2 separate regions of the Homo sapiens genome follow, and region 2 is linked to region 1. Evidence: chromatin loops called from intact Hi-C (ENCODE). Cell type or tissue: PC-9. All regions are shown on one strand. Each heading gives the region's core, and the rest is flanking DNA. Links, peaks and the distances in the headings are about the cores only. Region 1 has its middle 11 kb from the start of HSPB1. Region 2 has its middle 40 kb from the start of MDH2.

The links. A loop is a pair of places that touch in the nucleus more often than their neighbours do. Peaks named below come from ENCODE experiments on the same cell type or tissue, not always from the same donor. Only the 100,000 strongest peaks of a DNase experiment are listed, where the experiment ranks them.
Region 2: a loop joins it to region 1, with 4 times the contacts of the local background. A loop is called at or near these places in 2 of 110 quality-filtered maps.

Annotation. Positions count from the first base shown.
Region 1 is chr7:76,288,309-76,294,683 of GRCh38, reverse strand. No RefSeq gene overlaps it. Among named protein-coding and RNA genes, the nearest start is that of HSPB1, 11 kb to the left of the region's middle. RefSeq lists enhancers at 1-30, 2,381-2,896, 2,963-3,272, 3,929-4,444 and a cis regulatory region at 2,520-3,288. In PC-9, for the core only: CTCF peaks have their summits at 2,682 and 2,888 (motif pointing left); DNase peaks (open chromatin) are centred at 883, 2,263 and 2,913; H3K4me3 peaks cover 1,049 bases; H3K27ac peaks cover 2,967 bases.
Region 2 is chr7:76,085,046-76,091,420 of GRCh38, reverse strand. It overlaps the pseudogene RNU6-863P. Among named protein-coding and RNA genes, the nearest start is that of MDH2, 40 kb to the right of the region's middle. In PC-9, for the core only: no CTCF peak of the experiment used is centred there; DNase peaks (open chromatin) are centred at 1,400, 3,840 and 5,160; H3K4me3 peaks cover 321 bases; H3K27ac peaks cover 5,000 bases.

The sequences.
Region 1 (6,375 bases), core at 759-5,758:
TGGGAGTCCGCTTCTAAAAACCCACCTCCAGCCTGCCCCACTCCCTGGACCTCTGGTTTCTGGCTGGACTGGGAGGGGGCCATGCCACCCCCATCACCACTGAAGCGGGGGCCACAGAGGGACCAGGTGGGAGGGCTGGGGATCTGTCCTCCCGCCCCTCCCGCTCTGGCTGTCTAGCTCTGGAGTCTGGGGACCTGGATGTCTTTGACTGCAGCCTTGGCCAAGGGCCGGCATCCGTGACTCATTTTCTTGATCTGTACAATGAAACCATTGGACTGGATGTTCTAAGTCTCCTTCCAGGGCCGTGAATCAACAGTTTCTCCTCCATTCTTCCCCTCCCCTCCAGGTCCCCTGCATTACCCACTCCACAGCCTAAATGCTGCAGGACAGGGCTGTGCACATGGGAAGGGGTGACAAAGATCCCCCGTTTGACCAAACTTTACTCAGACTCTGGAACCTCCTAAGCCCCTCTGCATAAATCCAGTCTTCCCCACCCCCCCGCCGACAGAGTCTCGCTCTGTTGCCCAGGCTGGAGTGCAATGGCGCAATCTCAGCTCACTGCAACCTCTGACTCCTGGGTTCAAGCGATTCTCCTGCCTCACTTAGCCTCCCGAGTAGCTGGGATTACAGGCATGAGCCACCATGCCTGGCTAAGTTTGTATTTTTAGTAGAGATGGGGGTTCACCATGTTGGTCAGGCTGGTCTTGAACTCCTGACCTCAGGTGATCCACCCGCCTTGGCCTCCCAATGTGCTGGGATTACAGGCGTGAGCCACTGCGCCCTGTTCGTAAATCCAGTTTTTGCAAGAAACCTGTTTAGCAAGAGCCGCTCACCCTTGAGATCTGATCACCCTCCAATCAGGTTCCTCATCCTCTACCATCTCCCAGGTGGTGTCTGATCTCCCTGGCTGGCCTTCAGCTAGAATCCTGCTAGGTCAGTTGAGCCAGAACCCCCCAGTATTTCCTCTTAGTAATTTTCCATCCACTCACGCCACCCTGCTCCTGGGCCATAAATTCTCCCTTGCCCGTGCTCTCTTCAGAGTTGAGCCCAATCTCTCTTCCTCCACTGCACAATCCCATTGCAGTCTTGCCTAGATATCTCTTGTGATGATCCTGAATAAAATGTTCCTGCTCGTGCTTTAACGAGTATCATAGAATCATTTTTTAAACAGTGGAGGTAGGAGTGAGGGGAGGACAGGAGACACTCACCAGGCCTGAGATGGGAACGTTCCCTCCCTGTTGGCCAGCTAAGCCTGGATATGACCTGCGCTGCTTTAAATCAGAGTGAGATGGAGAAAAGGGGTGAATGAGGCAGGAGTCCTCCTTAAGCCTGCGGGAGAGTGGGATTCCTATCCCGAGATAGATTTAGATTTCCCCCTTAAGAGAGCCCTAGAAAGTGGGTAGGTGGAGGGGGAGGTAGGAGACCCCCAGGCATCTGGGTCTCTAAGATGCCTCCTTGGGTAGGTGGAGGGGGAGGTAGGAGACCCCCAGGCATCTGGGTCTCTAAGATGCCTCCTTGGGTGAGTGGAGGGGGGCCTGGAGGCCAGCAGGTGCCTGGTGATGGGGCCAGTTTGCTGAGTATTCCCTCAACTGAGAGAGGAAGGCAGGAGGCCCGGGGTCTTCTAGAACGTCTCAAAAAAAGGCAGGCAGGCCGCACGAGGTGGCTCATGCCTGTAATCCCAGCGCTTTGGGAGGCTGAGGCAGGTGGATTGCTTGAGGCCAGGAGTTTGAGACCAGCCTGGCCAACATGGTGAAACCCTGTTCCTACTAAAAATACAAAAATTAGGCCAGGCGCAGTGGCTCACGCCTGTAATCCCAGCACTTTGGGAGGCTGAGGTGGGCAGATCACCTGAGGTCAGGGGTTCGAGACCAGCCTGGCCAACATGGTGAAATCCCATCTCTACTAAAAATACAAAAATTAGCCAGGTGTGGTGGTGCACACCTGTAATCTCAGCTACTCAGGAGACTGAGGCAGGAGAGTCACTTTAACCCGGGAGGTGGAGGTTGCAGTGAGCCGAGATCGTGCCATTGCACTCCAGCCTGGCGACAAGAGTGAAACTCCATCTCAAAAGAAAAAAAAAAACCTACAAAAATTAGCCGGGCATGGTGGTGCAAACCCAAAGTCCCAGCTCTTAGGAGGCTGAAGCTTGAGAATTGCTTGAACCTGGGAGGTGGGGGTTGTAGTGAGCTGAGATTGCACCACTCACTGCACTCCAGCCCGGGTGACACAACGAGACTCTGTCTCAAAAAAAAAAAAAAAAAAGTTGGGGGTGGTGAGGGGATGGGGGACAGGCTGGGACAGCCAAGCTGGGCAGGTGCCCTGTGGCCTGTCACCCTGTCTGGGGCTGTAGGAAACTGATTAAGGAGAAAGGGGAAAATACAGTTGTGAAAACAGGAAACCGGAAAGCTCTGTCCGGCCTCCTGGCTGCTGTATGTGTTGGAAGGAAAAACGTGGTATGGAGTGGGGGCTCCCCTGGGCCCTATCTGAAGAGAGAGAGACCACGAGAGGACCAAGTTTACCCCAAACCAGAAGAGTGCGCCCCAGGCTCAGGACCCTCTGGCGAGAAGTGCCCACATCCTGGGGACGGTCTTCTGCCCGCTGCTCTGGGACTGGAGTTTCCTGTTTTCCTGCCGGCCGTCCTGGTCCTATTCTTCCCTTTCCCCAGGGTATAGAGCAGAGTTCAGTCGGCTGACTGAGTTCAGACGGGGTGGGGCGGGGGGGGGGCTGGTATGCTCCCCACCCCTTCCCCACGAAGCCAGGGCAGGCATGGAGGACGAAGGCTTGGGGCTTCCAGGCTGGGACGAGCCCTGGCCCAGGCATCTCTCTGCTCCAAGCCTGTTGGTCCTGGCTGCATTTTTTCCCTTACTCTCTGTCGCCCTCTAGTGTCGGCTTTCCGCCACCACGCCTCGCCTTTGGTGCCCAGGCCTCCCCCAAAGTTTCTGCAACCGTTCCTCTGCGGGTTCCTTCCTTCACTCGATGACTCATTCAACAAACATTTCAAAGTGGCCTACGTGGGCGATGCAGAGACAAGGAAGACATGTCCTGGCCTCCAGAAGCTCAGAGCTTTGGGGAGAGATAAACATGCTAGCAAATAAATCACTGGAAGAAGAGACTGGGCCCTAAACACAGGCTCCCAGAGAACCCCAGAGACAGGAGTAGTCACGGCAGCTGCACATCAGGAAGGCCGCATGGAGGAGGAGGTGGCTGAGCTGGGCCTTGGCCTGTGAGCTCACCTGAACCCGTGGAGGCAGAGAGGGCATGAGGGGCGCCAGCTGGGCTCGGGGTATTGGAATCAAGGGCAGCGATGGGAGATAAGGTGGGAGGGCGCCCTGGGAGGAGCCAAGGATGGCACGTGCCAGGTGGAGTCACTCAGAAGGCCTTCCAAGGCCTGTGAGCTGGTGGATGTGGCCTCAGGAGGCAGGTTCTGCATGGCAAGGAGTTCTGTCTCATTTATTCAGTACTGTGTCCTCAGAGCCAGCCACTCTGCAGGGGACATAGGAATTGTTCAATAAGTATTTGTGGAATGAGTGAATGGGTGTTCAGATCTGCATGTTAGAAATAATGGGAGTGGTCAGGCATGGTGGTTCATGCCTGGAATCCCAGTGCTTTGGGAGACTGAGGCAGGAGGATCGCTCTAGGCCAGGAGTGTGAGACCAGCCTGGGCAACATAGCGAGATCCCGTCTGTACAAAAAATAATGGCCGGGTGCAGTGGCTCATGCCTGTAATCCCAGCACTTTGGGAGGTCGAGGTGGGTGGATCACTTGAAGTCAGGAGTTTGAGACCAGCCTGGCCAACATGGTGAAACCTCATCTCTACTAAAAACACAAAAACTAGCTGGGTGTGGTGGTGCATGCCTATAATCCCAGCTACTCAGGAGGCTGAAGCAGGAGAATTGCTTGAACCCAGGAGGCGAAGGTTGCAGTGAGCCGAGATTGTGCCACTGCACTCCAGCCTGGGTGACAGAGCGAGACTCTGTCTCAAAACAAAAACAAGAAAACAAAAAAGCAAAAATTAACGGCGTAGTGGAGTGCACTCGTAGTCCCAGCTACTCAGGAGGCTGAGGCAGGAAGATCTCTTGAGACCAGGAGATCAAGGCTGCAGTGAGCCATAATGGTGCCACTGCACTCTAGCCTGAGCGACAGAGTGAGACCCTGTCGCAAAAAAAAAAAAAAAAAAAAAAAGGAAAGAAAAGAAAAAAGCAGGAGGGATTGGAGAAGGCAATGAGGCAGGCTGGCCAGTGAGGAGGCCGGTAGGGCCAGGTGCTGAGGTGGGGTGGGAAGGAAGCAATTGCAATGGCTGGGAGCAGCCTGGCTGTGGCGTGCAGAAGGCAGTCAGGCTGGGCAGTGACGGAATGGGATGGGAGGTTGGGGGACGGAGCAGCCAGACAGCAGAGTCCCTAGGCCCAGTGCCATGCTCAGTGTGAGACAGGCTGAGTTGCAGGACAACCTCAACTGTGCTGCCACTCAGATGTGCAGATGTGTTTCACGCATCTCTAGCACAGGGCCAAGTCTGCTTCCCCGTAGCCCAGCCCCTTGCCTTGAGGCGTTTTGTTGAACTTGTTAGAAAGGGTTACAGAGATCACGAGGGCTTCTTTTTGTTATCTTTTTTTCTTTCTTTCTTTGTGTGTGTGTGTGTGTGTGTGTGAGAGAGAGAGAGAGAGAGAGAGAGAGAGGAGAGAGAGAGAGACGGAGTTTCACTCTTATTGCCCAGGCTGGAATGCAATGGCAGGATCTCGGCTCACTGCAACCTCTGCCTTCCAGGTTCAGGTGATTCTCCTGCCTCAGCCTCCAGAGTGGCTGGGATTACAGGCGCCCACCACCACGCCTGTCTAATTTTTTGTATTTTTAGTAGAGACGGGGTTTCACCATGTTGGCCATTCTGGTCTCAAGTGAGCCACTTGCCTCGACCCCCCAAAGGCCTGGGATTACAGGCGTGAGCCACCGCACCTGGCCAATCACCAGGGCTTCTGTGAACAGCTTCCGTGGATAGGAAACAGAGCCACTGGTCAGGTGCCCCTTCTAGTTTTGGGGAAAAGAAGCTGGAATGGGGTCATGTCATGACACAGCCCCAGCTCTGGGGACTGGGCCAAGGACACCTATGTCATGGCCCACACAGAAGTGGGAGCAGGGGCCACCTCAGCCGCACCCTCATTGGAGGTGGACCAGGGTTCTTAACCGGTGGGACGCTAAAAGCCTTCAGAGTGAGTATGTGTGTGATAGATCCAGTGTTACAAGCCACACTGCAGGCATGCGCACATTCTTCTGGGAGGGTTCTCAGCCTTCATCAGATTCTCGAAGAAGACCTGATTCAAAACAAGCTTAAAACCCACCACTCTAAGAGAGAGAAATGACGGAGAAGAAGGGGAAGGAGGAGAGAGAGGCTAGAGGCAAGAAAGAGGGGGAGGAGGAGGAATTGTGTATTTCTTTAGATCTAATAAAAGAAAGAAATACAGGCCAGGAGCGGTGGCTCATGCTTGTAATCTCAGCACTTTGGGAGGATTGCTTGAGCTCAGAAGTTCGAGACCAGCCTGGGCAACATGGTGAAACCCTGTCTCTACCAAAAAAAAAATACAAAAATTAGCTGGGTATGGTGGTGCATACCTGTAGTCCCAACTATTAGGGAGGCTGAGGTAGGAGGATTGCTTGAGCCCAGGAGGTCAAGGCTACAGTGAATGGAGATCGTGTCACTGCACTCCAGCCTGGGCAACTGAGTGAGACCTGGTCTCCAAGTTTGTTTTTTTTTTTTTGAGACAGAGTCTCGCTCTGACACCTAGGCTGGAGTGCAGTGGTGTGATCTTAGCTCACTGCAATCTCCATCTCCTGGGTTCTAGCGATTCTCCTGCCTCAGCCTCCCAAGTAGCTGGGATTACAGGCATGCACCACCACGCCCAGCTAATTTTTGTATTTTTAGTAGAGACGGGGTTTCTCCATGTTGGTCAGGCTGGTCTTGAACTTCTGACCTCATGATCTGCCCGCCTTGGCCTCCCAAAGTGCTGTGATTACAGGCCAGGAGCCACTGAGCCTGGCCCTCACATTTTTAATAAATAAATAAATAAAAAGGAAATTAACTTCTGTAAACCACTCTTTCCAGGCACCCTGCTAGTCCCTAGCCAGAGGCAGGCACGGGGTTTTCCCTAAGTGGCCACCATTTCTTTCCTTTCTTTTCTCTTTCTTTTCTTTGTTTTTTTTCTTTCTTTCCTTTGTTTTTTTGTTTTTTTGTTTTTTTTTTTGAGACGGAGTCTCGCTCTGTTGCCCAGGCTGGAGTGCAGTGGTGCAATCTCAGCTCACTGCAAGCTCCGCCTCCCGGGTTCACGCCGTTCTCCTGCCTCAGCCTCCCTAGTAGCTGGGACTACAGGTGCCTGCCATTATGCCCAG
Region 2 (6,375 bases), core at 895-5,894, 200 kb after region 1:
TTCATGAGGGATCTGCCCCCACGACTCACACACCTCCCACCAGGCACCACCTCCAACATTAGGGATTTAATTTCAATATGTGATTTGGAGGAGACAAACGTTCAAACTGTATCAATTTCCTGCTACCCTATAAGCTCTGCGAGGGCAGAAACTTTTTTTTTTTTTTTGATACGGAGTTTCGCTCTCATTGCCCAGGCTGGAGTGCAGCGCCGCAACCTCAGCTCATTACAACCTCCGCCTCCTGGGTTCAAGCGATTGTCCTGCCTCAGCCTCCTGAGTAGCTGTAGCTGGGATTACAGACATGCACAACCATGCCCCGCTAATTTTTATACTTTTAATAGAGACAGGGTTTCACCATGTTCGTCAGGCTGGTCTCGAACTCCTGACTTCAGGTGATTCACCGGCCTCGGCTTCCCAAAGTGCTGGGATTACAGGCATGAGCCACCACGCCCGGCCAAGGGCAGAAACTGTTATACCTTGTTCACCGCTGTTTCCTGGGCACCTATTATAGTGCCTGGTATATAGTAGGAGCTCAAGAAGTGTTTGTTAGGGCCTGATGTGTTGGCGCAAGCCTGTAATCCCAGCTTTTTGGAAGGTGGGGGCCAGAGGATTGCTTGTGCCCAGGAGTTCAAGGCCAGCCTGGGCAACGTAGTGAGACCCTGTCTCTAGAAAAAATAATAAACTGGCCAGGCACGGTGGCTCACACTTGTAATCCCAGCACTTTGGGAGGCCGACGTGGGCAGATCATCTGAGGTCAGGAGTTCAAGACCAGCCTAGTGAACATGGTAAAACCCCATCTCTACTAAAAATATAAAAATTAGTCAGGCATGGTGGCATGCACCTGTAATCCCAGCTACTCGGGAGGCTGAGGAAAGAGAATTGCTTGAACCCAGGAGGCAGAGGTTGCAGTGAGCTGAGATCATGCCACTGCACTCCAGTCTGGGCAACAGAGCGAGACTCCGTCTGAAAAAAAAAAAAAAAAAAAAAAAAGACAAGAAAAAATAATAAATTTAGCTGGGTGTGGTGTTACATGACTGTAATCCCCGCTACTTGGGAGGCTAAGGTGGGAGGATCACTTGAGCCCAGGTGACGGAAGCTGCAGTGAGCCATAACGAAGCTGCAGTGAGCCATAATCATCCGCCTGTACTTCAGCCTGTGTAACAGAAGGGGACTCTGTCTCAAAAAAAGTAAAAAAAAGAAAAAGAAATATTCATTGGGAAAATAAAAAAAGAGTGAACAAGCAAAGTTTCAGGAGAGTACTGTGAATGTGGGTCGTGTCAGTAGAGTGTAGGGAGTTGGGCAGGAGCGGCTGGACTTGAAGAGCAGGTTGGTGGAGACCAGGTCATTTATCGTAAGCAGTTTGCCCTGTAGCATGTAGATCAAATATCCCACATTGGCTGCTGGCGACTGAACTGGGCTTCCTGTTTCTGTGTTTGGTTTGACCATCACAGTGTTGAAGAACTATTGAAGTGAATACCTTGCAGTTTGCTACAGTTCCCCCTGGTCTCCCACATTACTCTGGCCTCATTCCCTCCTGTAGGTTGCCTGACCTGCTGAGACCTGTGTTTGCTATCCCTGCAGATGGGTGGGTAGGAGGTGATTTAAGGAGGAAGATTTAATATATGAGTTATAGAAAGATAAATAGACTGGGCACAGTGGCTAAAGCCTATAATCCTAGCACTTTCGGAGGCGAAGGCGGGAGGATTAGTTTGACCCAGGAGTTCAAGACCAGTCTGGGCCACATAGTGAGACCCCGTCTCTACAAAAAATTAAAAAATTAGCCAGGCATGGTGGCATTCACCTGTAATCCCAGCTACTCAGGAGGCTGAAGTGGGAGGATAGCTTGACCCCAGGAGTTGAAAGCTGCAGTAAGCAGTGATCTTGCCACTGCACTCCAGTCTGAGTGACAGAGTGAGACCCTATCTCAGAAAAAAAAAAGCAAGAGAGAGGTAAATAGATCTAGCATTGGTGGGAGTGTGCTTTTGAGTGCTCTTTAGGAGAAATTTTTATTTTAATATTTTTTTCTTCTTTAAATTTTTTATATTCCAGCAGGCTGGGTCCATTCTCTCCCCTTTAATTTCTCAAACACAAAGCGCCCTGCCAGAATCTCAAGTTGGATCTGCAGTAGATCACCATTAACATAGCAGCCTGATATGTTGTAAGTCCTTATGCCAGGAACTGTGCAGGATACAAAATGTAAGAGAAGGCTGGAATAGAGCATCTCTGGGGGAAACGAGAGCCAGAGATACAGCGGTGTCCCATGGAGACAGCCAGCTGGTGTTCGGTAGTGCTTTGTGGAAAGGCTGTACTTTGGTAAGGTCTCCACATCTGCAATGTGGCCTTCAATATTATAGGTCCCCAAACTCCAGGTTTTTACATTCCCTGCATAGGTCAGGGTTGTAGGGAGTGATTCACCCTAGCAGAACTCCCTGGTTTTTAAGGCAGGTGTTCCATTTATTAATTGACAAAGGATGCAAATTTCTCCTTTGGTAACCTGATGAGTTAGGTCTTTTCCCCAGGGACTCCCTTTCCACCTGAAGTTTCTTGGAAAACTAAGCAGAGGATGAGGGAAAGGCTGTGAACAAGCTTGCTGGTCCATCCCGGTCCTAAAAAAGAGCATACGTCTTCTGTAACCAGAAGACCTTTTTCACTAGTCAAGGCTGGGCAGACTGAGATGAGGTGTGTGTGTGTGTGTGTGTGTGTGTGTGTGAAGGCTGGGCAGACTGAGATGAGTGTGTGTGTGTGTGTGAAGGCTGGGCAGACTGAGATGAGGGGTGTGTGTGTGTGTGTGTGTGTGTGTGTATGTTTTCTCACTCTGTCACCCAGGCTGGAGTGCAGTGGGATCAGAGCTCACTGCAGCTTCTACTTCTGCAGCTTCCACTTTGATCCTCCCACTTCAGCCTCCAAAGTAGCTGGGACTATAGGAATGTGCCCCCGCACCCAGCTCATTTTCTAATTTTTTGTAGAGATGAGGTTTCACTGTGTTACCCAGGCTGGTCTTGAACTTTTGGCCTCATGGGATATCCTCCTGCCTTAGTCTCCCAATGGGCTGGGATTATAGGTGTGAGCCACCTCACCTGACCTGTGATGAGTTTTCAACAATGTGATTCCTCTTTTACAGAACCACCTAAGCTAAATATTCTTTTGAGAACAAGGGCTAGCCTGTAGTTTCATTGCCTTTTTTCCATTTGTGGTTTTTGCCAGGTGGAATTTAAATGACCTCTTATCAAGATGGATAAACCCAAGTTTCCCAGTGCTGGAATATAGAAAATGGATGGACAAGTAAGTCCCACTCAGCACCCATAGCCCAGACATGGGGACCTCAACACACCTGGGCCCCAGACATCACCTTTCATTGTGAGTAGCTCAGAGATGACACTTTTGGTTGTTAAGTGCCCACTGGCAGTAGTTTCTGTAATAGCAAGTGAAGGAATAAATAGTCACCAAAACATTTTCTGTTCCCAATTCCAACATTTAATTGGATGAGATAATTATTTTATGAAGAATTTTCATATGGCACAGTCATGGCCATATCTTCAAGTCAACAGAAAAATTCTATTAAACAGTCAACCTTCTGTCTCACTCTGTTGCCCAGACTGGAGTGCAGTGGTGCAATTATGGCTCACTGCAGCCACAACTTCCTGGGCTCAAGCAATCCTCCCACCTCAGCCTCCCAAAGTGCTGGAATTATAAGCAGACAGCCACCATGCCTGAAAGCTCGACAGTTTACATCAAGTGTAATAAGAATGCTCACGCCCTGTGACTCACAGTAATCTCACTTCTGGAAATACCATCTTTGGATATAATTCAACCTAAACAAAAGGTCATATGCACACAGTGAAAATCCGGATGTAATTTTTTTCTCTTTTTAAAAAAAATATGGAATGATTCAGAAACTTGCATGTCGTTCTTGCACAGAGGCCATGCCAATCTCCCTATTGTTCCAACTGTAGTATACGTGCTACTGAAGCAAGCATGAGTAATTTAAGATAAAGTGGTTAAGTGGAATAAGGAAGAGTTATGGGGAATTTAAAAATTTATGGTATTTATAGGCACCTAGTAACAGCTCAGTAAATATTAGCTGCTACTTTTATTATTTTTATGGTAATTCCACTCAATTAAAAACTGTCATTAAAAATTACCATTGTCATGGAACATAATGTATCCTACAGTATAATTGTAAAAACAGATACAATTTGTCTCTTGGTATATTGGGGGGATTAGTTCCAGCTCCCCCATTTCTGTGTACACCAAAATCCACCCATACTCACTGCAGCCTAGACTTTTCAGGCGCAAGGGATCTTCCCACCCCAGACTCCAAAGTAGCTGGAACTATAGGTGTGCACCACCACCACACCTGGCTAATTTTTTTTCTTTTTTTGGTAGACACAGGGTCTCACTATGTTGCCCAGACTGGTCTCCAACTCCTGTCCTCAAGCGATCCTCCTGCCTAGGCTTCCCAAATTGCTGGGATTACAGGCATGAGCCACCATGCCTGGCCTCTGCTAGTTCTGTATTCTCTAGAGTTGTCTTTCATTTGTGCTAGTGTGTCACTCATTACGCCAATCCTCTGTTATAATTAATACTTTTTATATTAAATTTACATATATATATATATTTTTTTACTTTTTTTTTGTTTTTTATTGGTACTGGGTCTCACTCGATCACCTAGGCTAAAGTGCAGTGGCACGATCTCTGCTCATGGCTACCTCCACTTCCCAGGCTCAAGCAATTCTCCTTCCTCAGCCTCCTGAGTAGCTGGGATTACAGATATGTGCCACCACGCCTGGCTAATTTTTGTGTTTTTTGTAGAGACGGTGTTTCGCCACGTTTCCCAGGCTGGTCTCAAACTCCTGAGCTCAAAGCGATCACCCGCCTTGGCCTCCCAAAGTGCTGGGATTACAGGTGTGAGCCACTATGCCCATTTTAGTTTAAACTTCTGAGTGGTTTATATCTCCTGATTGGACTCCTAGAAATACAGAATTGATGCTGGGAAGGGTACCAGGAGATGGACCCACACAGATGGGATTTAGGCATAGGTTTGGTTATCCAAGGAGCAGAGCTGAGCTATTTGCCAGTGGGACATGGGATGCTGATGATTTCTAGGAAGTGACCTCACAATGACTCAAGCTACCACTTAATGTTGATTGTGATGAAATGCCAGCCGAGGCATATGCCATTCAAGCTAAGGGTGCTACACTTGACCACTGCGGCAGTATAGATGAGTCTGAAGAATGGTATGGGATGGATACTTACGAATGCACTCGAGCAGGGGTCTCCATCCACAGGGCCACAGAGCCAGAGGTGAGCAGCAGGTGAGTGAGGGGAAACTTCATCTGTATTTATAGCCCCTCCCCATTGCTCACATGACCACCTGAGCGCCATGTCTTGTCAGATCAGCGGCAGCATTAGATTCTCATAGGAGCATGAACCCTGTTGTGAAGTGTGCAGGTAAGGGATCTAGGTTGCGTGCTCCTTATGAGAATCTAATGCCTGTTTCTCCCTTCGCCCCAGATGGACAGTCTAGTTGCAGGAAAATAAGTTCAGAGATCCCACTGATTGTACATTATCATGAGTTGTAGAATTATTTCATTGTATATTACAATGCAATAATAATAGAAATAAAGTGCACAATATATGTAATGCACTTGAATCATCCTGAAGTCATTCCCTCCACCACCAGTCTGTGGGAAAAATTGCCTTTCATAAATTCACTCTGTTTTTTTGCATAGAGACAGGGTCTTAATGTGTTGCCCAGGCTGATCTCAAACTGCTGGGCTCGAGTAATCCACCCCTCTCAGCCTCCCAAAGTGTTGAGATTACAGGCGTAAGCTACCACGCTCAACCAAGACTGAATTTCTTAAATAAAAATTAGGGGAGATTACTTGAGCCCAGGAGGTCGAGGCTGCAGTGAGCCCTGATTGCACCACTGCATTCCAGCATAGGTAACAGAATGAGACTCAGTCTCAAAAAATAAAATAAAATAAAAATTAGACTGGGCATGGTGGCTCACGCCTGTAGTCCCAGCACTTTGGGAGGCCGAGGCAGGCAGATCACGAGGTCAGGAGATTGAGACCATCCTGGCTAACACGGTGAAACCCCATCTGTACTAAAAGTACAAAAAATTAGCCAGGTTTGGTGGCAGGTACCTGTAGTCCCAGCTACTCGGGAGGCTAAGGCAGGAGAATGGTGTGAACCCAGGAGGCAGAGCTTGTAGTGAGCCGAGATTGCGCCACTGCACTCCAGCCTGGGCAACAGAGCAAGACTGTCTCAAAAAAAAAAAAAAAAAAAAAAAAAAAATTAACCCTTTATGAAGTTCCCAGTAATTCTTTCCTTCCTAAGTGTTCCCCATAAGGCTTTGAATTTTGTTTGCTT